Linked DNA regions of Homo sapiens: all the other regions are linked to region 3. A link is a contact called in ENCODE Hi-C or POLR2A ChIA-PET data. All regions are on one chromosome and are shown on one strand. The core of a region is the stretch at or near the end of the contact, and the rest is flanking DNA. Distances in the headings are between cores, read along the strand shown. Region 1 holds the start of RBM45 (RNA binding motif protein 45). Region 2 has its middle 280 kb from the start of MIR4444-1. Region 3 holds the start of IFT70B (intraflagellar transport 70B). Region 4 holds the start of CHROMR (cholesterol induced regulator of metabolism RNA). Region 5 holds the start of TTN-AS1 (TTN antisense RNA 1).

The links. Hi-C counts contacts between places; a loop is a spot of excess contacts on that map. ChIA-PET counts read pairs that join two places held with the same protein, here RNA polymerase II (POLR2A). Pooled maps may share reads with other maps.
Region 1: a map of CD4-positive, alpha-beta T cell shows a loop between it and region 3 (8-fold over the local background). The contact joins the promoter of RBM45 here to the promoter of IFT70B in region 3. A Hi-C loop is called at or near these places in 2 of 168 maps with a recorded cell type or tissue (CD4-positive, alpha-beta T cell and naive thymus-derived CD4-positive, alpha-beta T cell), 4 of 37 single-sample maps with no recorded cell type and 11 of 50 pooled maps.
Region 2: a loop to region 3 is called in a pooled map, with 11 times the contacts of the local background. The contact joins the enhancer-like site here to the promoter of IFT70B in region 3. A Hi-C loop is called at or near these places in 8 of 37 single-sample maps with no recorded cell type and 11 of 50 pooled maps.
Region 4: a map of CD8-positive, alpha-beta T cell shows a loop between it and region 3 (21-fold over the local background). The contact joins the promoter of CHROMR here to the promoter of IFT70B in region 3. A Hi-C loop is called at or near these places in 2 of 168 maps with a recorded cell type or tissue (CD8-positive, alpha-beta T cell and naive thymus-derived CD4-positive, alpha-beta T cell), 3 of 37 single-sample maps with no recorded cell type and 11 of 50 pooled maps. POLR2A ChIA-PET finds 5 or more read pairs at or near these places in 1 of 52 experiments (GM12878).
Region 5: a loop to region 3 is called in a map of CD4-positive, alpha-beta memory T cell, with 7 times the contacts of the local background. The contact joins the promoter of TTN-AS1 here to the promoter of IFT70B in region 3. A Hi-C loop is called at or near these places in 2 of 168 maps with a recorded cell type or tissue (CD4-positive, alpha-beta memory T cell and naive thymus-derived CD4-positive, alpha-beta T cell), 3 of 37 single-sample maps with no recorded cell type and 11 of 50 pooled maps.

What each region holds. Positions count from the first base shown.
Region 1 is chr2:178,108,249-178,113,707 of GRCh38, forward strand. It overlaps RBM45 (RNA binding motif protein 45), which reads left to right and starts at 4,189. Exons shown (of 10, transcript NM_152945.4): 1 at 4,189-4,598. The coding sequence starts at 4,299. It also overlaps a transcript of PDE11A not described here. RefSeq lists an enhancer at 4,225-4,394.
Region 2 is chr2:176,928,986-176,934,020 of GRCh38, forward strand. It overlaps the pseudogene RNU6-187P. Among named protein-coding and RNA genes, the nearest start is that of MIR4444-1, 280 kb to the right of the region's middle. RefSeq lists an enhancer at 2,915-3,214. Within about 2 kb of position 3,411, at least 4 of the 41 ENCODE cell types and tissues checked have a DNase peak (open chromatin) inside an H3K27ac peak, as active enhancers do.
Region 3 is chr2:177,551,513-177,556,393 of GRCh38, forward strand. It overlaps IFT70B (intraflagellar transport 70B), which reads right to left and starts at 1,284. Exons shown (of 1, transcript NM_152517.3): 1 at 1-1,284. The coding sequence starts at 1,251. RefSeq lists enhancers at 284-1,088, 1,089-1,892, 1,261-1,550.
Region 4 is chr2:178,410,409-178,415,228 of GRCh38, forward strand. CHROMR (cholesterol induced regulator of metabolism RNA) reads left to right here and starts at 3,251. Exons shown (of 5, transcript NR_110204.1): 1 at 3,251-3,705. RefSeq lists enhancers at 3,015-3,590, 3,420-3,619, 4,121-4,380, 4,168-4,742.
Region 5 is chr2:178,521,434-178,526,964 of GRCh38, forward strand. It overlaps TTN-AS1 (TTN antisense RNA 1), which reads left to right and starts at 1,758. Exons shown (of 7, transcript NR_038271.1): 1 at 1,758-2,203. It overlaps TTN (titin), which reads right to left. Exons shown (of 363, transcript NM_001267550.2): 363 at 4,556-5,531. RefSeq lists enhancers at 1,447-1,959, 1,636-1,785.

The DNA.
Region 1 (5,459 bases), core at 2,939-5,438, 560 kb after region 3:
GTCACCTGGAACAGCCACCTGGCCAGAGTCCACGCCTCAACTTCGAGGCTGGCGATCCAGAAAGAGCACCTCACGCCCTGGGCTGCAAGCGCAGCCGGACGCGCGCGACCAGTGATCGCCAGCCAATGGCAAGCCGGGACCCGGTCCCACTGCTGATTGGCCCCCAGATCCCGTGGGATCTCACCTCTCGCAGAGGCTTAAAGCCTTGTACTTGCTGTGCAGTGCTTGGCTCTGCGTGCCCGCTGTCCAGTAGCTGTGGATAGCTCTTGAGCTGTCGGAAACTGGCTAATTCAACTGAAGAAATGAATTTTTAATTATTTTCATTATAATTCATTTTAATTTTAGGTAATTTTAAGTAATTTTAATTTAAATAGCCACAGTCACCAGATGCTTTAATGAAACTATTCTAAGTGGTATCTATGAATTTTGTCCTGTGATCTACACATTTAAAAGATGTATGTCATCAAGTTGAATCAAAAGGAGCAGGCATACTGTGAAAAAAAAAATCAGGTGTTAGATATTATTCTCAAACTCAAAGGCATGCAAACTCAAGAAGGAGACTACCATTTCTTGAGTGCCTGCCACAGGTCAGACTAAGTAATTGCCTACGTTATCAGTAGACAGTAGCCTTACAGATGGGTCAAATGGAAACTCTGGATCATATTCATATACAACAATCTGAAAGCTACTAATTGATCACCAATAAGTCTTAGTTTTAAAACCTATAAAAAATTTGCAAATAGGGCGAAATATTTTTAGTTAATTGATGTAACATATGAAGACTAATATCACCAACTAAGTAAGCCTCATTGTACTTCAGTTTGGAAAATAATGACAAAAATTTACTATTTGCTCCTGGCATTTCAAAAATTAGTCACAATATCACCTCTCATTTTTAAAAAGAAAAGATTTGAGGGAGAAAAAGTTTCAAAAAAATCTGAATTTCATGTGAAACAAACATGTGTGCACATTCTAATAACAGTGCTTTATAGGCTACATGTTCTAAAGCCTTGAAAAAAATTTAATCTGCAAATGCCCAGCACCTGGTTTCTTCTATTAAGCAGACTAACTAAAAATCATTCTTTTAAACCTCAGACATTTTTAGGTGTTTTAGTTACATGTAATTCATGTTCAAAGGTTTTATGATTTGAAATATAACAATTTGGTCATTGAGTGATGAAATGTTCTAAAATTGATTGCGATGATGCTTGCACAATGCTGTGAAGGCACTAAAAACGATTTAATTGAATACATCAAATGAGTGAATTGTATGATGTAAGAATTAGAACTCACTGGGTGTGGTGGGTCTCACCTGTAATCCCAGCTACTTAGGAGGCGTAGGCAAGAGAATCACTTAAGGCCAGTTCGAGATTGCCCTAGGCAACATAGTGAGACACCAATCCCTTAAAAAAAAAAAAAAAAAAGAAAAGAAAAAATAAGATAAGAAGAAGAATTATATCTCAATAAATCTGTTTAAAATAAATACATGTCATGAAGAAAATGTACTTACTTTTTTTAATTTATAAGTAAATTTCTAATTTTCCTTGAATATGTCATATTTCACATAATTGGATAGTAAAGAAATTTTGCTTTTCTGGCATTTTCCAATATTTGCGTTCCTGGTTTTGTTTTATGCAATCTTTTATCTTTTTTTGAGAAAAGAATTAACTGTTCTCAATAACAGCCTAAAATTTTCAGGACACCAATCAGTAGTCTTATTTCACAAAGAATAGAGATTGCCCAGTCAGGACAATTTAAGAAAATTACACATTTTCCACTAGATGGCACTGGTTTGCAAATAATATTGCTTTGCAGTTCCTCTCATCAACAAAACTCACACTATCAAATTATTTTCATTTACCTTGATTGTTGTGGGTAGGAAAAAGAGAAATGGAAAGTCAAGAAAAGATACTTCCTAGAGTTGTTCAGCCTCAGGGTAAACAGAACCCTCACTACAGATATGGAATGTAATACAAGGAGAAATTATAAAAATCTTAGTGCTAAATCCAGGGTGACAACCCACAATCCCTGACTCTCAGTAGTCATCACACAACTGTATAATATCAGTGGTGGGGGAGTGGATACCATAGTCAAAGGGAACAAGAAAATTAATCTCAATTATACCATTATACAAATATTATCTCATTTGATCTCTAAACTATGAACTCCATATATATTATCTTATATGAGCATAACTATATAAGGCTAAATGATTAACTCTGTGGGGGAAGAAGAGTAATTATTTTGTTCAATACTACATCCCTTCAGTATAACACAGTGCCTAACACATAGTAGATAGTCAAAAATACTTATTAAGTGAATGGGTGAATTAATTAAACTTGATAGTCATGCTCCTGCGTAGCTATTAGGCGGCTATCAAGCTTAACTAATCCAACCACAAAATAATATGTATTACCTATTTAGTAGGTAATATTATTCCTACTTTACAGTTAATGAAACCGAAGCTGCAAGTATTAAGTAACTTGTCCAGGCTCACACAATTCAGTAGCAAAACCATGTAACATAATCTGATATTACTTTGCATTATATATTTACATGTAAGATTTCCACAGTGGGGGAAAACAAGCCCTCGGGACATGTCTTTCCTGTTCCTCATTATATATCTAGCTCCTGGCATAGAGCCTGGCACACAGTTGGAGTACAATAAGTATTTATCTGGTTGACTTCATAGCAACCTAGGTCTTAGCATCCAGAACTTGTTCATTTGAAGAACTCCGCCCTCGGTCTACTTAGGGGTTTATTCCTTTCACTTCATTCCAATGCCACTGCTAAATCCAGGCCTTGTTTCTGGATTTCTACTGGGTTTCTGACCTCTCCTCTAAGGCTTGTTAACAAGAAGGCATTTCCCACTTTGCTTGCACTCTATGATTTCTCTTAGTTCCACAGCTGAGCAGTCCACCCTCACTGCCCTCCAACCCCAGGGTTGCTTGTAGAAGTTGAGTAAATCAACAGATGGAGTTAGTTCTGGGTTTTTTGTTGTTGTTGTTGTTGTTTGAGGTGGAGTCTCGCTCTATCCCCCAGGCTGGAGTGCAGTGGTGCAAACTCTGCTCACTGCAAGCTGTGCCTCCTGGGTTCACACCATTCTCCTGCCTCAGCCTCCTGAGTAGCTGGGACTACAGGTGCCCGCCACCACGCCAAACTAATTTTTTTGTATTTTTTTGGTAGAGACGGGGTTTCACCGTGTTAGCCAGGATGGTCTCGATCTCCTGACCTCGTGATCCGCCCGCCTCGGCCTCCCAAAGTGCTGGGATCACAGACGTGAGCCACTGCGCCTGGCCAAGTTAGTTCTGGTTTTAGTCGTACTTTTTATCTCTATTACTTTGGCTATGCTATAGGCCTCAGTTTCCTCATCTCTAACAAATGACGCTGAAATTGAATGATCTCAAAGCTTCCTTCCAACTCTAATGCTATATAGTTTGAACTCTGTCCTATATTGATCATCTATTGAGCTTATGACCAAGATGGTGACAACTCTCCACTTTGACCAAAACTTAGTTAGGCTCCTTTGAGTCCTCTGCTTGACTAGGCTTGATCTTGGGCTTTCTGTCCTTGTAGAATCCAATTTGAGCAAGAATCCTGCTGAATCAGTGTAGTGAAAATCCTCATTCTTGGTGTCTGACTACCATGGATATCAATCACCCTGGCCTGCCTTCAGCAACTATCCTGTCAAGTTGGTTTAGCCAGAATCCTCCTTAACACTGATGTTCCCTCTTTGTAATTTTCCATCCACTGACCTCCCACCAAGCTTCTTGGTTAGAAATTTGTCCTTATTAGAGTCAAAATTCAGTCCAATCTCTCTCTCCCACTGCAAGACCCCATTGCAGCTGTCCCTGGACCTATCTCCATGGCTCCCTTTGTCAAAGTCGGCCTTCCTGTACCATCTCTAACGAGTGTCATGAATAATTTTTTCTTTAACACTGGAAAGAATCCTTGGCCTTAGGGGTGGGGTAAAGCCAGCGTTGGGAAAGCCTGTGCATTAGGCAGCGCTGTTCTGCCTGCAGGGAACGATTGCACAACTGATAACTTGGGCCTAGGCTCAGCTGGATTTGAGGATTTGAGACTTAGACTGGGTCAGGGTCCCCCGCGTCGCCAGGGGGCGCTGCAGGCCGCTCCCCGGAAGGCCTCATCCTGCGCGGCTGGACAGCGCCTGGCGCCGGACTCCTCTTTCTCCCGGAAGCGGAGCACCGAGCCGGCAAAGGCTTGGGTGTGAGACAGCAGCGGTGGCAGACACCGCAGAAGCAAAGAGCAGTGAGGCTCCTGCATTCGGGTGGAGCACCATGGACGAAGCTGGCAGCTCTGCGAGCGGCGGGGGCTTCCGCCCGGGCGTGGACAGCCTGGACGAACCGCCCAACAGCCGCATCTTCCTTGTGATCAGCAAGTACACACCTGAGTCGGTGCTGAGGGAGCGCTTCTCGCCTTTTGGCGACATCCAGGACATCTGGGTGGTGCGGGACAAGCACACCAAGGAGTCCAAGGGCATTGCTTTCGTCAAGTTCGCCCGCAGCTCACAGGCCTGCAGGGCCATGGAGGAGATGCATGGCCAGTGCCTCGGCCCCAACGACACCAAGCCCATCAAGGTGCGGGTGCCCGGGTCGGGGTGCCCTCGGGGGAAGGAGTGGGCCTCTTGGACCTCCCTTCACCTGCTGCTCTGCCGGGGTGAGGGAGGAGTGGAACATCCGTTCCCGGCAGCTGACCAGACAGCACCTGGCTTGGGGACAGGGGCTGCTTTGAGGAGAGGCTCCCCTCCCACGAAGCTGCGCCGGGTTGCAGGGAAGGGGACGGGATGCGGAGTGTTTGCCCCACGAGAGCGGACCCGGCAGCCGCGGCCACCGGGTGACAGAACAGCAGTGGCTGGGCTTCCCCTCTCCCTCGCCCTCACTAATCCACCAGCTCTTGAGTTCACTGCCAAACTCGTCCTAGCCTACTTTGAGTACTTTTCTGACCTTCCTCTCTCAGATGCCCAGATTTCCATATATAAAAAACGGAAAAACTCTACTTTTCCTCAGGTACAGATGAGGCGTTAACAACTTGACAGAAGTACTTTAAACTGGGGAGGGACCTCTGGTGTTGGACGTTTTCCTAGTACCAGGCGAAAGAATACATGTACAGAAAGAATAAGTGCAGGTGTTTAAAACGGTCACTGTTACATATTCTTCACATTTTGTTATTTTGGAAAATTGTTTTGAATGAGCTCTGTTTCTGAAAGTGTTAATAGCATACATTTGGTTCTTGACCCTTTCTGTTACTGCAACTTTTCTTTGAAAGCAGACCAAAGTAAACTGCCTTAAGAAGAGCCAAATCATTGTGATAATGACACATGGCAGGAAGGATCATTTTGAGGGTTATTTGACATAATATGTGCTGTCAGCACAGTGCCTCACACAGGGTAAGCCCTCAATAATGTCCTTGTTATTGATCAGTAGTAGCCAAGATGTCAC
Region 2 (5,035 bases), core at 2,161-4,660, 620 kb before region 3:
TAGATTGCATAGAATTGAGACTATCATAATTCACATATATTAACAGATGCAAACAGTAATAGTTTTCTAAAAGCAGTTTGTGATGTCCAGCCACACCTTGATAAAACAGATGACAAAAAAAAAGCTTTATTCTGTTTGCACTAAAAACCTAGTTTACCTGCTTGCACAAGTTGACATGTTAATTATCCACAGTGTGTTAAAAATTGGTATGTGTCACGTTTTAGTGTGCATGTTGTATTTTTTAACTTTTAAGTTGGGGTACATGTGCAGGTTTTTTACATAGGTAAACTCATGTCATGGGAGTTTGTTGTACAGATTATTTTATCACCCAGGTATTAAGCCTAATACACAGTTTTTTTTTTTCTGCTCCTCACCTCCTCCCAGCCTCCACCCTCAAGTAGGCCTCAGTGTCTCTTGTTCCCCTCTTTGTGCCCATGAGTTCTCAATCACTTAGCTACCACTTATAAGTAAGAAAATGCAGTATTTCGTTTTCTGTTCTTGCATTAATTTGCTAAGGATAACGGCCTCCAGTTCCATCCATGTTCCCACAAAAGACATGATCTCATTCTTTTTTATGGCTGCATAGTATTCTATGGTATATATGTGCCACATTCTTCATCCAATCTGTCACTGATGGGCATTTAGTTTGATTCCATGTCTTTGCTATTCTGAATAGTGCTGCAATGAACATTCACATGCATGTGTCTTTATGGTAGAATGATTTACATTCCTCTGGGTATAAACTCAGTAATGGGATTGCTAGGTCAAAAGGTAGTTCTCCTTTTAGCTCTTTCAGGAATTGCCACATTGCTTTTTCCACAATGGTTGAACTAATTTATACTCCCACCAACAGTGTATAAGTGTTCCCTTTTCTCCACAACCTCACCAGCATCTGTTATTCTTTGACTTTTTAATCATAGCCATTCTGATTGGCATGAGATGGTATTTAATTGTGGCTTTGATTTGCATTTATCTAACAATCAGTAATATTGAGCTTTTAAAAATACGGAATGCTTCACGAATTCCATGTCATTCTTGCACAGGGGACATGCTAATCTTCTCTGTATTATTCCAATTTTAGTATATGTGCTGCTGAAGCAAGCACACGTGTTTATAATTTTAGTAGTCATTTAAAATATATTTAATTTTTTAAATAAATTCTTCCTAAATTGATTTGTAAATTCAATGCAATCTCAATCAAAATCCTAGCAGGTTTCTTTGAAGAAATTGAAAAGCAGATGCTAAAATGTATATGGAAATGGAAAGGACCTAGAATAGCCAAAATAATTAGAAAAAGAATAATAAAGGATTTATTATCCTACTTGATTCTAAGACTTACAAGAAAGCTACGATCGTCAAGACAGTGCGGCACTGAGGCAAGGATAGACCTATAGATTCATGGAACAGAATAGAGAGTCCAGAAATAAATCCAAAGTTATATGGTTGATTTTTGACAAAGATGTGAACATAACTAAATTGGAAAATCAGCAAAATAGTGCTGCAACAACTAAATATCTAGAGGGGAAAAAAACAACCTTACAACATATTTTAAAAGCTAACACAAAATACATCATAGGCCTAAACAGTAAGAGCTAACACTATTACATTTCTGGAAGAAAATATAAGAGAAAATATTTGTAACAACAGTTAGGAAAGGCATTTTTAAACAGGACACCAAAAGTACAACTCATAAGGAAAAATATTTATAAACATTTTCAAAAGTAAAAGCTTTTGCTCTTCAGAAAAAAGTGTTAAAAAAGGCAAGCCGGACTGAAATAATAGATATGAAAAACATATCTGACAAAAAGGCTTGTATCCAGAATATATAAAAGATATTTACAACTTAAGAAGGCAAGAGCCCAATAAAATGGGGAAAAGATTTGAAGAGACTCTTTACAAAAGAAGTTATACAAATTCCAATAAGCACATGAAAAGATGATCTACATCACAAATTATGAGGGAAATGTCAATTAGAACCATAATGAGCTACTTACTACGCACTTGAGAATATCAAGGATGGGTGAAGAGGTAGGACAACTTGAACTCTCATACATTGACTGTGTGACAGTATAAAATGGTACTATTTCTTATATAGTTAAACATATACAAGCCATGTGACCCAGCAATCTTTATCCTAGATATTTACCCAAGAGAGATAAAAATGTGTCCACGCAAAACTTTTACATCAATGTTTATAGCAGCATTATTCATAATCGTCAAAACTGAAAGCAACCCAAGTATCTATTAACCAGTGAATGGATAAACAAATTGTGGTATATCCAATGGAGTATTACTATAAAAGCAACAAAATATTAGTACTCTCGACAACATAGGTGAATCTCAAAAATATTATGCTAAGTGAAAAAAGGTAAACACAAAGGGCTACATACTATGATTCTGTCTGTATGAAATTCTAGGAAAGGCAAAACCATAGCAACAAAAAGCAGATCAGTAGTTGGTTGGCTGGGGCCAAGAGCTGGGGGAATATATTGACTGTAGGAGCACAAGGGAACTTCTAGGGTGATGGAAATGTTCTAATTTGATCATGGTGGGGAATGGATTTTTTAAATATACTAGGGATTTGTTTTTCTTTTTAAGGGATTTCTTTTGGAAAAAAAAAAAGTCCTAGAATAAGAACAGAAGCATGTTCTCTTCTGAGAAATAATCCTTAGAAAATAGAAGTTAAGCCAAAATATGTAACATTACCTATGTCTTTTAAAACTTTTCTTGTCCATCTAATTTCCATCTTAAGAAAAATTAGAAATAAATCAATTACACTTTAAATACTTTTGGTACAGTTGAATATGTACAGGACTGCTGAATATTGAATAGGTTCCCAGAGAAACTCTTTGTAACAGAACTTTCCATTTGACCATAGCCCTTAAGGCATTTAAAGACAAGTGAGAAACAGACTGTTTTGGTTCGTTGGTTTGGGTTTTTTTTTCTTTTTTTTTTCATTACTTAGCTTTGTCATCATGCTTTCCTACCACCAGAAGGCATATTTATGACTCATCAGTCAACACCCAGTGTCAGATAACTAGCCATTAACATACTTCACTTGTACTGTGATGAAAATGATATCACAACTTTCAAGAGATCCCCTTGAAGATGAAACTGAAAGAAATGGTGGCCACATGTTGTTTCAAACCTGTATTCGTTACACCTCCTGACTGCATGTCGTGCAAAAGGGCCAAACAGATGTGTAAAAAATAGCTGTTTAACAGGGGGGAAAATACTGTAAAATTGTTTATGGCAGGACAGCGGGTTCTTATAGGCAAAGTAAATTACAAATAGATTTCTCAATTACTTTTTAAAGCCTAGTATTTGATTCTTATATAACAGTCAAAAATCAATTTTGCATGGAATTTATGTGAATGCCTCATTATTAATAAAACAGCGGTTGGCGGCTGCTACTTCCTCCCCACAACAGCAGCACGCAGTGGGGAAGCATTCACGTGCCAGGCTGTGCAATTCTTTATCTTTTTATCCTCTGGTTCAGCATCATAAAAAAGAAAGGGAAGAGATGAATCCCAAGCAAATTTTAGGCATGGGCTTCTGGCAGCACCTATTTCATGGGGGCCTGCTGGTGCCCTGAGAGTACTTGGTGATGGGTGCTGAGGGAAGTCCTCACCCTACTCCCTGCTCATACTGTACCTCGAAGGTCTTTTTTAAAAAAAAAAAAAGTATAATTAAGCAAGTAACTCTAGTTGTTGAAAAAGTCACTGAGCTCTTTCTCTCGCTCTATCCTTAGCATATCCAACCTCGGTACTAGAGTCTACTGACCCTGTGAATTGATTTAAAAGGACTGGCCAGTGGCAATTTTCCCCAGATTGCTTTATTTCTCCAAAATAAAATTATTTATTTTGAAAAGAACTTGCTCCTGACCCAAACATTCTAATAACATAACAAGCATAATTCTCATTCAACAAACAAGAAAATTGAATCCCACTTATGTCTACAGACCATAACAGTCTGCTCCCTACACTGTACTTGATTCATCAAACCATGAACACTCCCCGTTTCCCAAATGAAAAGTGTAGTGTGGTGAGAAAAACCTAGCTTCTCTGGTTAGCCCTCCCTAACCAATTGGATGACTTTAAACAGTTATATCACTGTTTTAGGCCATGTCTGTTAACTGGTAAAATAAGAGAGTTTTCAAAATTATCTGAGGTTTCCTTCAGCTAAGATTTGGCAATGAGAAGAAATCATTGTATTCCCATTACATGTGAAAAGCAAAAAGAAAATTCTATGTTTGGCCAACAACATGGAGAAATGCTTATCTTCAGAGGTTAAATTCAGCTAAACAGTAGCTACCTGCTATTTCTTCTATTGGGTGCATGCCTCAAAAACGCTAACGGGGGAAATGGCAGGGCGATACACTGAGTGCTTACAGCATGTTTCCAGAAACTGATTTATTCTTGATTTGAATCTCTACTATGTGCATAATTACACCTGGTAACTGCAGGCAAGCTGTGGGCAACACTCTTGCCCCCTTAGTATTTGTGTCAGCAGTTAATTAGGAATGCAGTGCTAATACAGTCTTTAAACCAACCCCAAAAAGCTGTAGTAAAATCTAGTTTAACAAACAGACATGCATATCAGATGACTCCTTGCAGATACAGAATACCAAGAGTTTATTTACCAATGAAAATCCATGGTAGGTAAGATCTGATCCATGGGTTTGTTTGCTTTTGGGTTTTTGGAGACAGATTCTCGCTCTGTTGCCCAGGTTGGAGTATAGTGACGTGATCTCGGCTCACTGCAACCTCTGCCTCCCGGGTTCAAGCAATTCTCCTGCTTCAGCCTCCTGAGTAACTGGGACTACAGACGTGCACTACCATGCCTGGCTAATTTTTGTATTTTTAGTAGAGACAGGGTTTTGCCATGTTGGCCAGGCTGGTCTCGAACTCCTGACCTCAAGTGATCCACCTGCCAAAGTGCTGGGATTCCAGGTGTGAGCCACCACACCCAGCCCCCACAGGTTTGTTTTTAAGAATTGGATTTGATATACTATTGAGAAACAAAGTGGCTTAAA
Region 3 (4,881 bases), core at 34-2,533:
ATCATATTCATTCACTGCCTTTTTGATAGCTTCATCATCTCTATTGTGTCTTGCTTCCTGTACTTGTATGGTAAGTTTCCGGAGGACCTCAGTCAGCATCCCTGCTAGCCCATCAAGCTTAATGAAAGCCTCTTCAGGAGCTGTCTGGCAAGTGATCACAGCGTCCAAGAAGTCATAGAGATAGGGTGTGAGGAACTTATAAATCAAATGGGCATTTTCTGCCAGGACATCTGCTGCCAGGTCAAAATACTCATATTTACAGTAGAGCAGCAACAGGTTGCCAAAAGTCTCTGGAGGAAAGGGATTCTGTTGGAGCAAAAACTGTAGCTTTTCAAACCCTTCTGTAGGCCTGGCATCCATGTTCATTAGTGCCTGGTTGTGTAGGGTCACAGGGTCCAACTCTTCCTCTGCCCTGGGTGGCATGTCAGTGAGGGCTTCTTGAGCTGCCTCATAGTTTCTCAGTTGGTATTCTATAGCTGCCTTAAGGTTGAAGGCTTCCACCAGAGCAGTCTGATGGAGGACTAAGGTGTTGCCAACACTGCGAACATCAATGCCCTCAGTGGTCATGCCCACACCTAGCTCAGGGTGCTGGCGGATGCCACGCTCAATAATCTCAGCGATATGCTTCAGTGCTGAAGCATACTGTCGGCTGCTGTAATAGGCCAAAGCCAGGTTGTAGGAAAGGTCAGGCTGGTAGCCCGAGGCCTGCAGGGCGGCAAAAAACTTGGAGCATGCAGCTTCATACTGTCCCTCCTTGTAGAGCAAACAACCCAGGTTGATCTGGCCATCGGTCTCATTCTCGCCCCCACTTTCCTCTCCCCCTTCCCTACTCGGCAGCTGCTCTACCAGGCTCCTGGACCCTGGCAGATCGCCCTCGCTGTACTTGATAGCAGCTTGCAGGCGGAGGACCCGGCTGTGGTAGGCGGGGTTATCCAGGAGAAGGAAGGCGACCCGGGTGGCCTCCGCATAAAGGCAGGCCTTGTACAGGGCCTGGGCCTGGTACAGGCGGTACTGCTCCAGTTCCGGGTGCAGCTGGCCCAGCTGCTCATAGCACTCGGCCGCCAGCGCGAACTCCTGCAGGCGGTAGTAGCAGTAGCCTAGCAGCGACAGGCCGGCGCGGCTCCTAGGGCTCCGCTGCAGTTCTCCGCCCAGCAGCTGCACCGCCTCGGCGTAGCGTGCATTGCGGATGAGGCGGTACACGACCGCGGTGAACTCCCCGTCGGGGATCTGCGCGCCGCTCAGGCCAGCCATAACCACCACGGCTGTTATGGGTGCGGTTACTATGGCAACAGAGCAACCGGAAGCGGAAGACTGCCGGTTTCCTTGTCGCAAGAAATCTGTTAGGAACAAAAAGGGACCACTCTCGTCAGTCTCTCAATTTCAGCTTGATCTTCAAATACTCTGGACTGCGGAGTGGCGGCATTCAGGAGGGGAAAGACTACTCCGGGCCGTTCAGAGACTGAATCTACTCGTCCCGGCATGCACCGTTCCAGTGGTTCCGCGGCGCGGGTCGTAGCCGCGCTGCATGCTGGGAGACGTAGTCCCGGCTGTACCTACCGAACCGGCGGCCCGTGGGGGTGCAGGGTAACTCTCCTTCCCTGCCTCTTAAAGATGAGGGGCGCTCACTGTGTCTGTTATGGCACCGTGGTCTCTGGCGCGGCGGAGGAAGGTTTCCGGCCCCATGTTCCTGGCGATTTTGAGCCTGGTACACGGTGTGGTCGATAATAATGCTGGCTTTTGGTTTAGTTTCAGTAAAAGAACCGGGATGGCAAAAGGCGAGTTATCTCTTGGAATTACCCTGGAATTAGAGCACGTTCTTTTTTGCACTACCCCGAGGGCACAGTTTGTAAGAACGGAATAGAGCGGCGAGCAGGAATCCTTAATTTGGTGGTTTCCAGAGGTTAATGAGGAAAAAGGACTGTGAATCTTGATTGGTACTGGGAGAGTTTCGGTTTTAGGTCCAAGTATCTCCCGCTCTTTTTTCCCGTAACAACAAATATTACTGAGTATATATTGGCGTTTACCCTTGGCCATCCCCATTGCGCTGGAGTTCCAACTTTCACTACTAGGTAGAAACGTTGGAGAAATGCATGACTTCAGTTTTTTCCAAGAGGGGAAAATCCAAGACATTAAAATGTGCTCCTTTCCCTATGCATTTTTACTCTTCTCTCTTAACTACTAAATTAGTCAGCCAGTGATGTGTGGGTGTGTGAGAGACACACATGCTCAGTTTGTACTTTTCAGCCTTCTAGGGATTTTGGATATTGAACTGATAAATATGGATTTTCTTCTGTTAAAATAAGAAAAGATTGCCTACACTTTAATTTTTTTTCCAGATTCTTAGTTTGAAGATTTCTATGCAGGTTTGCTAGACTGTACAAGATATCATTCTGGGTTTTCTTTCATTCTTTGTTATATATTTGGAATAGATGCTGTAGATTCCATGTTATTATCCTGGGGCTATTTTTGTATAATTTTTTTTCAGTTTATTAGTGGCCATGATGGGGCTGTGAAAAACTAGGGGCTTAATTATTCCATAAAATTATATTTAATCACCAATTTAAAAAATACCCCTAGATAAACTGACCTGGAGACCATAGACTTTAAGGGAGAATAAATACAATTTTTCAATCAAGAATTAGGGACATAGACAAGATAGCAAAATATGAATTTGGCTTATCCCAGTGAGGTACTTGTAAATAGTGTAGTTTTCAAGGTAACAATAATAGTTGTAATTCATTAACATCTATCATATGGTGGCCTGGGACAGAGCATTGTCTTTTGTAGTCTTCCATGATGTCCATTGGCCTCACTACCACCCATGATAAACAGTCCAAGTCAGAGCATGTCTTTGCTATATAATTAAATACTTCAATGCAGGTACCTTACTGCCTCTTCAACAGTATTGCTGTTCATAAATCTTTTCTACATATAAATTTTGGAGCCAACACCAACCATATTGCATCACATTCTATTAGACCACCTATATATATTATTTCTAATCATAATAACCACCCTGTATTCTGCATATTACTGATGAAGAACATGTGAATCAGAAAGATTAGGCAACTTGCCTGAGATGACACAGCTAGATAAGAAGCAGCTGAATCATGAAATTCCAAAGCTAAGTTCAGTAGGTAATAGTCACTGATGAATTAACTCTATCTATCATGTATGGGCCCAGTTATAGGGGAATATTAGTGTCTTGCTTTTTTTATATTGTTATTTTCCTGTTAAAGCAACCAGCCACCTTGGGTTGGCCAGTGGAAATTTGAACTTCTTGGCCTAAGTCGTAACTGTGAGCAAGTATTAGAAAGTGATTAGTTGGGAATGGTCACCTGTTATACCTAAAAAGGAACTTCAGTAGGCATCTGAATGCTATACCATAAAGCAGCTGACTTCACGTACTCCTGTATTCTTCTCTCTTGCTGAGAAGTTTGCCACAGTTCTGTCCTTCTAGATGAGAACAGACAAGAAACCTCCTACTGCATCAATACCAAGAAAGGGACAAAGTGCACTCATTTTAGAGAGGTTGAGTGTAGCTCTGGACCATGCAAGAACACCAGGGAAAGCAGTTGAGGAAGGCTTCTGTAACCCTATTTCAAGGCTTCTTTCTCCCCAATCTCAGCTACAGCCTTATCCAGTTTTCAATCCAGAAGTGTTTGTAGATTGAAAGATGCTGGCTAGTGCTGCTCAATATTCAAGGAGTAGGGGGTGTTCTGCTTACTGCCTGCCTGATTGACACTTGTCCCTTGGAAACAATATGCAAAAGGCTTAATTTAAAAATTCTGGCTCATGCCTGTAATCCCAGAGCTTTGGGAGGCCAAGGTGGAAGGATTGCTTGAGGCCAGGGGTTCAAGACCAGCCTGAGTAACATAGGAAGACCCCATCTCTACCGAAAAAAAAAAAAAAGGCCAAGCGTGGTGGTACGTACCTATAGTCCCTGCTACTCGGGGTGCTGAAGCAGGAGAATTGCTTGAGCCCAAAAGTTTGAGGTTGTGGTGAGCTGTGATCCTACCACTGCACTCCAGCCTGTATAACAGAATGAGACTCTGACTCTAAAAAAAAATAAAATAAAATTCTTATATATTGAGCTGTTACCTTGGGTAATAATAAATTAAGGTAAGAAGACAGAACATGGAAATGAGAAATTGTCTTTCCTATCTTTCAGCTTTATCTCTATTTTGCAGAGTTGTATTTGCATCATGAAAGCATTCACCTTCAAATGGCTTCTTGAAAATGTATGAAAAGTAAAAGGACTATTTTCTTCTCCAAATTTCTGGGATCCCTACAGGAATCAGTTGGGGTTCTCCTCTTTTTGTTGGTACCTGTGAGCGTGGCAGCTGGAGTGGGCAGGAGGGAGGCCATTCTGTGTCTCTTCCTCCTTATTTCACGTGATGCTGCTCCTTAGGCCTGGCTTGAAAAAAGCAGGACATTCGGCTTAGACAGATGGAGGGCAGGGTCATTTTCAAAATGAAATGAATGCAAAGATCACACTGTGAAATTGGCATGACCATCACTGCTGCTGTGATAGACCGACCTTTATTTGGTCTCATATAGGCATATGGAGAGTAGATCAGCTTTTTGGGTGGTAGAGGAGGGGAAGGAGACCCTTTAATTAATGATAGAAACTCTGGAAAGCAATAAACAGGGTGGAATATCATAAAGTATCTTTTTTGTTTACAACAAAATCTTGAAAAGCTGGAACATATATCAAAAAGTAAGTCTATAATACCACTCCCAGCAGTAAGAAAGCATTTGGTGTTTACAATAAAATGATTTAGTGCCTTAGCGAAGGGAATTTAGCTTTCAGGAAATGGTTTAGGACTCGCAGTGGATTTTGCTGAATAAGCAGAGGCATGTTCACCATGTGGAAGAATT
Region 4 (4,820 bases), core at 2,001-4,500, 860 kb after region 3:
CCACATCACAGAGAGTAGGATGGCTACTATAAACAAACGAACAAACAGCACACAAGTGTCAATGAGATTGTGGAGAAATTGGAACCCTTGTGATCTACTGATGGCAATGTAAAATGGTGCACCTACTGTGGAAAAGAGTATGACAGTTTCCCAAAAAATTAAAATAGAATTACCATATGATCCAGCAATCTCACCTCTGGGTATATACCTACATCAGTTTCCTAGGGCTGCCATAACAGAAAACCATAGATTGAGTGACTTAACTGAAATTTATTTTCTCACAGCTCTGAAGACCGAAAGTTCAAGATCAAGGCATCAATCAGTAGGTGTGGTTTCTTCGTGGTCCCTCGGCCCATACAAGTATCTGGTGTCTCTCAGTGTGCCCAAATTTCCTCTTATAAGGACATCAGTCAGATTGAATTAGGGCCCACCCTAAGGACCTCATTTTAACTTAATTATCTCTATAAAGGCCCTGTCTCCAAATACAGTCACATTCTGAGATACTAGGGATTATGGCTTCAACATAGGAATTTTGTGGGGACATTCAGCCCATAACAATATCCAGAAGAATTGAAATCAGGGTCTTGAGAAGATATTTACACAGCCATATTCACAATAGCCAAAAGGTGGAAGGAAGTAATCCAAGTGTTCACTGACTGAAGAATAAACAAAATGTGGTATATACATAAAATGGAATATTATTCAGCCTTAAAAATGAAATAAATTCTGATGCATATACAACATGGATGAACCTTGAGGATATTATACTAAATGAAATAAGTCAGGTACAAAAAGACAAATAGTGTATGATTCCACTTATATGAGGTACCCAAAGTAGTTAAATTCATAGAAATAGAAAGTATAATAGAAAAGTGGTTTCCAGGAGATGGGAGGAGTAGAAAATGGGACATTAGTATTTAAAAGGTACATACACAGTTGCAATTTTGCAAGAGAAAGAGTTCTGGAGATTGGGTGCACAACAAAGTGAATGTACTTGACACTACTGAACTGTGCACCTAAAAATAGGATGGTATTTTTTTTTTTTTTTTTCGAGATGGAGTCTCACTCTGTCGCCCAGGCTGGAGTGCAACGGAGTAATATCAGCTCACTGCAACCTCCGCCTCCCGGGTTCTAGCCATTCTCCTGCCTCAGCCTCCTGAGTAGCTGGGACTATAGGTGAGCACCACCATGCCCAGCTAATTTTTGTATTTTTAGTAGAGATGGGGTTTCACCATGTTGGTCAGGCTGGTCTCGAACTCCTGACCTCATGATCTGCCCCCACCTTGGCCTCCTAAATTGCTGGGATTACAGGCATGAGCCACCATGCCCAGCCTAGGATGGTAAATTTTATGTTATGTGTACTTTACCACAAGTAAAATTTTTAAATAAAAAAATGACATCTATATCCATGTTGTACCATTGTTAATTTCCTTGTTTTGATATTGCACTATATTTATGTAAGATGTAACCACTGAAGGACTTGGTGAAAGGTACAGGGACATCTCCATACTACCTTTGCAACTTCCCGTGAATCTTTAATTAGTTTAGAGCAAAAAGTGTTAATTTCATGTTTGTGTTAAAAAAAAAAAAAAGGAAGTTATAGACTGCCAATCTCTTGGACCAGGATAATAGAACTTTATGAACACAGAGATTAAAGCCTATTTAACCACAGTTTGCCCATGATGGTAACTTTGATCAGAAAGAATCTCACAAGCTGGGACCCAACAGGACCAAGTAATCCATGTCATGATTATTACACGTTATCAGCCTTCCAGGGAAGTGGAATTTACAAGCTTTCCCTTTGGCATGGGGCCCAGGTGATGGCCTCCTATTGAGCAGAGTCCCCAGCAATAATTACCCTGCATGTCAAAGGCCTCATTTCCCCAAAACAGTAAACCATAAAATGTAGCCCATATTCTCTCCATGTATATCACTCAATATCACACCGTAGAGGCATATAACTGATAATATTGCCTCTGGCCCATGCCAAATTGCAAGTGGTAGATTTTTTTTTTCCTTCCGAATTAAGAAACACAAGATTTACCCCTTTTCTTGGAAAAGTGTTAAGAGTCTAGCACCCCCAATAACTAGGGTCTACAAATGTCTAAAAGTTATTAATCTTGGTCTGTCTTAACTACCAATTCTCTTAATTTGGGTAACCTCAATTTTGTTGTTGTTTTTTTTTTTTTGAGACAGAGTCTCGCGCTGTCGCCCAGGCTGGAGTGCAGTGGCGCCATCTGGGCTCACTGCAATCCCCGCCTCCCGGGTTCAAGCAATTCTCCTGCCTCAGCCTCCCTAGTAGCTGGGATTACATGTGTGCACCATCACACCCAGCTAGTTTTTGTATTTTTATTAGAGACGGGGTTTCATCATGTTGGCCAGGCTGGTCTCGAACTCCTAACCTCAGGTGATCCACCTGCCTCTGCTTCCCAAAGTGCTGAGATTACAGGCGTGAGACACTGCACCTGGCCTGGGTGACCTCAAATTTTTAAATGAAGGGATTGGAGGTAACATCTAGGATTTTATCTAGTTCTGTCTTCTATGATTCAAACCCCAAATTCTCCACTGCAATGACTGCTTCTGGAATAAATATTCCTGGTTGCCTGTCTCTGAAAAAAAGCTCTCACATAAGGCTAATGAGAGGCGAAACTAAGGCAGGATCTCTCCTTTCAAGACCACATAGTCAGGGTTGTTTAATAAGCACACAAAGTAGAGACATATTTACCCATTCACCATGAAAAAACACCCCTATAAAAGGCCCAATACCTGGGCTTAATAGCTTCATTTCTTGTGTGATCTTGCAGTGTACATCAAAAAATTAACAAATAACATCCAGTGACATGATCTTGGCTCACTACAACCTCCGCCTCCCGGGTTCAAGCGATTCTCCTGTCTCAGCCTCCCTAGTAGCTGGGATTACAGGCATGCACCACCACACCCGGCTAATTTTGTATTTTTAGTGGAGATGGGGTTTCTTTCTCCATATTGGTCAGGATGGTCTCTCTCGAACTACCGACCTCAGGTGATCAGCCCGCCTTACGCCTCCCAAAGTGCTGGGATTACAGGCGTGAGCCACCGCCCCTGGCTCCCCCACCGGCAATTTCTAAAATGTATCGGTCTCCTCCCAAGCCCTTGTTCCTTCATCCCCCACCCGGGGCAGATTCAGACAAGCATTTATTTTAGTTCCTAAGCCGCGCGGTGCTCCCAGCTTCCGCGCCTCTGGGCGGCCCACACCCCTCCCCATCCTCTCCTCCGCGCCGCCGTCTTCGTTGCTCTTGGGTGGCCGCGGCGCCCGCTCCCTCTGAATTCGCCGGGCAGGGATACAGCCGCCCGGGGCCTCTTGCTCGTGCTTGGTTTTCCGGACCTTGCTTCCTAAAGGGTCTTTAGGGGTTCCCGGACTCCTCCGCCTGGGAGCCTCTATCCGCCTGGGAGCCTCTATGCGCCCCGCAAAGCCCCCGGCAGAGCCGAGGGGAGGCTTCATTGGCGACCTGGTGGGGCCTCGCGGCCCTGCTCCCTGACGTCAGCGCCGCCGCGGTGATTTAACAGCTTTTGTTTTGGGCAGAAGAACCTATGGGCACAAAAAGCAGGAACGAGTAGCGGTGGCTGAAGAACGAGCAGGAGCTTGAATTTCAGTTTTCTTATGAGGAATTTTCCAGAAAAGATATCTTCACTGTGAAATAACTAAATAAATGCCCACTCAGTACAGTAAGTATTGATATCGTCCTATAGCATTTGGCTAGAAAGTGGTGTCAATAGGGTTTTTCCTTCAGACTTTGCAATACTGTTCAGAAGGGCCAATGCCAATCCTTCTGTGAGGAAGTTTTTTTCTTCCTAAATATGTTAATTGCCTCAACTTGGACTAACGGTCACACTTGTGAATATGAGTGTAAGAAACAGTTTATTTCTCACATGTATGAAAAGGAAATTTTCTTTCATCTATCTCAGGCCCCTATTCAGCGTAAAATCAAGATTATTTAACTTGCAAGATTAAACAACGACCTTATTTCAAATGAAATAAAATTCAGTCTGATCAGAAACCCCTTGGAGCAGTTTATATTAACCTAATTATCTTTTTACTGCAGTAAGTTAATTGAGGATTATGGAATGCATCTAAAAAGCAGTTATATTTACAGGTCCCAAAATTAAATGCTAAGGAAAAGCATTTCTGCAAACCCAGGTAGTACGGACAAACCGAAGGGAGTTTTATTCTGTCAAGTTTTACTCTAAATTCAATCGTTGATCAGCTAGATCTCGGCTTGGTTATTCTTGGAGGAGCTGCCTTGCAAATGATTCCACTCTGAGCTCGCCGGCCACAGTAGCGTGAAATGGATGGCAGTCAGTTTCCTCTTCCTAAGACTGGGTGTGGTTTCTCTGGGCAGACTACACAGTGGCGACTCTGGCGGGATTTGAGGAGCCTGGAGAGGCCCACCACGTGTGTGTCTCCCCCTAGTGACCAACGGGCTGAAGTTCCTGTGGTTAAAGGCAATTGCTGATTTTGTCATTAGCAGGAAGGTGAAGCTCAACGACCTCCTGCGTGTACAGCACCATTCTAGAAGCTGGATGTGTTTAAAGATATGATGCAATATGTACCCAGAAGGCATAAGACTAGATCACTAGGGTACAAATTAAAATATCAAGTTGCATACGCTGAGTATGGGATTAGGTCAGCGGAACACGCTTTGGAAAACACTGCTTTAACGACCTCATTCTGAGTCCCTGTAATGCTTAAGATTATAGCACAGTTTAGGCACCTTATATACATTATGATGGAATGCTTTCCTAGAGTGATATTCTGTGGTGGAAAGAGCAAATCAAAGGTC
Region 5 (5,531 bases), core at 508-3,007, 970 kb after region 3:
AGAGAGGCTTAGGAGAGATTCTTCCCTCAGAGTTCTCAGAAGGAACCAACCCTGCCAACACCCTGATTTTGGACTTCCAACCTCCAGAGCTGCGAGACAATACATTTCTGTTGTGTCTGCCACTCGATTTATGGTACTTTGTTCCAGCAGTGCTAGAAAATGAATACACTAGTCCCCTCTGATCTGTGGTTTCACTTTCTGCTGTTTCTGTTACCCATAGTACAGTACAATAAGATATATAGAGACAGAGAGATCACATTCATAAAACTTTTATTATAGTACATTGTTATATTCTATTATTGTTGTTAATCTCTTACTGTGCCTAATTTGCCTAATTTATAAATTAAACTTTTTCATAGGTATGCGTATTAGTCCATTTTCACGCTGCTGATAAAGACATACCTGAGACTGTGTCATTTATAAAGAAAAGAGGTTTAATTGACTCACAGTTCCACGTGGCTGGGAAGGCCTCACAATCATGGCGAAGGCAAGGAGGAGCAAGTCACATCTTACGTGGTGTCAGGGAAGAGAGAAATGAGAACCAAACAAAAGGGGTTTCCCCTTATAAAACCGTCAGATCTTGTAAGACTTATTCACTACCATGATAACAGTATGGGGGAAACGGCTCCCATGATTCAATTATCTCCTACCAGGTCCCTCTCACAAGGTGGAAATTATGCGAGCTACAATTCAAGATGAGATTTGAGTGAGGACACAGCCAAACCGTATCAGCATGTACGTATAAGAAAAATCATGGCCAGGCGTGGTGGCTCACGCCTGTAATCCCAACACTTTGGGAGGCCGAGGTGGGCAGATCACGAGGTCAGGAGATCCAGACCATCCTGGCTAACAAGGTGAAACTCTGTCTCTACTAAAAACAAAAAATTAGCCTGGCGTGGTGGCAGGCGCCTGTAGTCCCAGCTACTTGGGAGGCTGAGGCCAGAGAATGGCGTGAACCCGGGAGGCGGAGCTTGCAGTGAGCCGAGATTGCGCCACTGCACTCCAGCCTGGGTGACGAGTGAGACTCCGTCTCAAAAAAAAAAAAAAAAAAAAAAAAGGAAAAATCATAGTATTTGTAGGATTCAGTACTATCCACAGTTTCAGGATTCCACTGGGGGATCTTGGGACAGGTTGCCCAAGAATAAAGGTGGCCTGCCGTACATCTAATGAGTACCAGTGAGACCTAGGCTAGGTCCCCTCTAAAGTGCTGCTTCTCTAGTCCCTAGCTTCAATATTCTGTACTGTGGTCCCTAACAGAATAATGATTGCTGGTATTTATTGGGTGCTCTGCTAAGCGCTGTTCTGAGTTTTACAAGTAGTAACTTGTCTAATCGTCACAATAATACTGTGAGGTTGCTGCTGTTATTCTCATTTTATGGACGAGAATGTCAAAGAATGGAGAAGTTGGGTAACCTGCCCCAGGTGAAGTAAGTTAGTAAACAGCAGTTCCTAGATTTGAGCGGGGCCCTCAGGGTTTTGAATGCAGACATGTAATTGCAACATGATTCGGCTGATCATGTAGCCAGGGTGTGGGGTTTATAAAATAGACGTGAATAAAAAAAAGGGGCAGGATGACAGTGAAGCTTGCTCATGGGTTTTGTGGAGGGCGTAGATTGGAACCAAAAAGCACGCCTCGGCTTGGTGCTCCCTGTCGCCCTCTGTTGACATGGGGAGAGAAGAGCGGGTCTGACTCGGAAATGACGCCATAATGCTGAGGAACCACTCCTGGCGTTGCGGAAGGTGGGGTGTGGGGCCGGAAGACCCTCCCCCCGCGTCTTCAGAGGAGCGCTGTTTCTGGAGGAGTTAGGGGAAGGAGGCTGCCTGGTAAGCCAGGAAAGGGGCTTCTGGCCGTTCTGTTGGAGCGCCTCTGACTGACTTCCCCCATGTGTCCGTGTGGCCACACCGTGCTACTTTCAGAGGCAGTGGGCTTTTCGCTAAGGGATAAAAAGAAGTAAAACCTTGCCTTTAGCGCAGCTCTCCTTCACTGGGCAGATTGCTCTCCCTCCCCACTCTCCCAGGCCCAAATTGGATCTCAGCGCCTGGGAGCTCCAACTTTAGCAAGTGCGAAATCCTGTCTTCGGTTTTGGAATTTTCATCCGCACAGACTATATCAGCCACGGATAGGATATGTGAGAATACCAGCATGTCAAGGCTGGGAATCATCCTTAGGCATCACCTAGCCAGTCCTGCCTCTCATTTTAAGGTAAGAATAGGCATTTAACATTGTAAGATGATGTAGTGGGTTCTGTTGGCATCACTTAGATGCCCAGGAAATGTGTATTCTTCCATCGATTTCTCGATTGTTCACTGTTTGGCTGCGTTAGTCCACGGAGAATTGTCCTGGCCAACAGGCACCCCTCTTCACTTGGGAAGGTTTATTTCCCTCTTCCATCCCTCCTCAGCCCCTCAGCTTATAGCCTGTAGCCATTGACTGGTTGGTAAGGGGGTACAAAATGTCAGCCCCCTTGCTCCTAGATGGAACCAACTCTGTGGTACGATTGAAGCTCCCTGTGAGATCTGGCTGAGGCTTCTGCTGAGACCACATTCGTGCTCAGCTTGCTTCCTCTGCCCTATCTGCTGGCTGCCCCATTCCCTTTTTCCCTGAGAGTAATAATCCCTCAAAGAATTTCTGAGACAAGAATCCCCGTCTCAGGCTCTGCTTTTAGGGAATCTGACTTAAGACGGAAAACTTGCTGAATAAATTAATGAAGACCCAGGATTTTTCTCTGGAGAATGAAAACTGACAGTACATTTGCTTCAGCTTTGGTCACCTGTACCTACATTAAGGAGGTGAATTTAGGCAAATAACATCATAGGCTTATAATTATGATTAACAAATTGAAGTGGACAAATACAGATATTTTTGGCATTATTTTATTACCAAGTCTAGATCAGTTGTTTAAAAAGCATAGTAGAATGACACTATTTAAAATAGTGTCAGTCTTCCATATACTGTCATTCTACCATGCTTTTAAAACAACTGATCTAGACTTGGGAATAAAATAGTTCTTTAGTTCTGAGGTCCTTTATTTGTTCTGTCTCAATTTGGAGCTGCAGTAGCCAATATGGACTCAGATTCACAACTGATCATTTTCCCTGAAGTTGTCCTTTTCCGTTCACTATGCTCTTTGAGGGACAGTATCTATACCGTGTTAATCATCTTTGTATTGTTCCCTGTGGTGTTTAGCACAAAAGATTGTGAATTGTAGATGTTCAAAATCCATCAAAGATATTGAATCACAGCTGATTCCGAGTTGAATCAGCTCTCCTAAAAATATTTTTCTTGATATATTTAGAAGATAAACTTTTGGGGATAAATATATCCATGAGAACTATATCTAGGCTTTTTAAACAAAATTGCTGAATACATCTAACGATAATTTAAACATTTGCTTAAAAGAACTTATTAGCATGGGCTGTTTTTTTTTATTTTTTATTTTATTATTATTATACTTTAAGTTTTAGGGTACATGTGCACAATGTGCAAGTTAGTTACATATGTATACATGTGCCATGCTGGTGTGCTGCACCCATTAACTCGTCATTTAGCATTAGGTATATCTCCTAATGCTATCCCTCCCGCCTCCCCCAACCCCACAACAGTCCCCAGAGTGTGATGTTCCCCTTCCTGTGTCCATGTGTTCTCATTGTTCAGTTCCCACCTATGAGTGAGAATATGCGGTGTTTGGTTTTTTGTTCTTGCGATAGTTTACTGCGAATGATGATTTCCAATTTCATCCATGTCCTTACAAAGGACATGAACTCATCATTTTTTATGGCTGCATAGTATTCCATGGTGTACATGTGCCACACTTTCTTAATCCAGTCTATCATTGTTGGACATTTGGGTTGGTTCCAAGTCTTTGCTATTGTGAATAGAGCTGCAATAAACATACGTGTGCATGTGTGTTTATAGCAGCATGATTTATAGTCCTTTGGGTATATACCCAGTAATGGGATGGCTGGGTCAAATGGTATTTCTAGTTCTAGATCCTTGAGGAATCTCCACACTGACTTCCACAATGGTTGAACTAGTTTACAGTCCCACCAACAGTGTAAAAGTGTTCCTATTTCTCCACATCTTCTCCAGCACCTGTTGTTTCCTGACTTTTTAATGATTGCCATTCTAACTGGTGTGAGATGGTATCTCATTGTGGTTTTGATTTGCATTTCTCTGATGGCCAGTGATGATGAGCATTTTTTCTTGTGTATTTTGGCTGCATAAATGTCTTTTTTTGAGAAGTGTCTGTTTGTATCCTTTGCCCACTTGTTGATGGGGTTGTTTTTTTCTTACACGTTTGTTTGAGTTCATTGTAGATTCTGGATATTAGCCCTTTGTCAGATGAGTAGATTGCAAAAATTTTCTCCCATTCTGTGGGTTGCCTGTTCATTCTGATGGTAGTTTCTTTTGCTGTGCAGAAGCTCTTTAGTTTAATTAGATCAGCATGGGCTGTTTTGAACTTGAGTTGCCTTATCTATCTATGATCGTTTTTGTGATACACGAAGATGCATACTTCCCCACCCCAGAATTTCACAGAAAACAACCAGCCACACATTTTGAGGTGCAGATAGCTTGCTTTATTTTGTTGTTACTATCTCAAGGAGGTCCAACAATTATAACTAACAATTGAATTTATACTTGCATGAAAAGAACTACATCAAATTGACATTTTGGGCAATTAGTAATATTGTTTAAAATTTAACAACAGCTTTATTTTGTTGTTGTTCTTTACTTTTTGCTGTGGCTCATTGCTTAGGTGCCCAGGTTTTTCAGGTGCAATTAAAATTTAGAACTACCACACAAAGGCATTGGCTGCACTCTGGGACCTCCAAGAGTTGGCACTGCTCTGGCATAGGAATACTTGAATAGCTTGGTTAAATGAAGGGATGGCCAGGAGATGTTACTTTTCCAAGCTATTCAGGCACTCCTTATGTCAGAGACAGCGTAAAATGAGCGAACAAAGTGTTGGCCGTTACACTTTGCTCTGGTAATATTTGTCATGATAATTTTGTGTGACATCATCAGAGAAAATGTAAGACGTTAAAGTGTTGCTTACAGGAGGGTAAATGCAAACATCACCAATGCCTTACATTTCTGATTCAGTAGGTATTGGTGCACATATCAAGTGATATGCACAGCATCATTCTCTTTTAGGTGGACAGGACATCTTCAATGGGGATTTTCTCAACCCACTGAGGCATACTTAGACATCAACAGTATGTTGAGGCACAAAGATTGATTAAATGTTGAGCAGGGTATTCGTTCCATAAGAAACTTTCTCCTACCAACAGTTAGTTTCAAAACTTACATTGTAAAATGTCATAAAATAAATGGTACAAAACTTTATAACCGTTAATCCGGCTATATACAGTATGTACATGTCACTAGCAAATGTATTATATTCTTAGGTCAACAATTATGAAAAGATTGAAATGAATATTTTTGAACTTTGACTCATTTAGGTTGATACAAAACTACTTTTTTTTCTTTAAATATTTACAGTTCAGAAAGATTAGTCCGTGTGAAACGT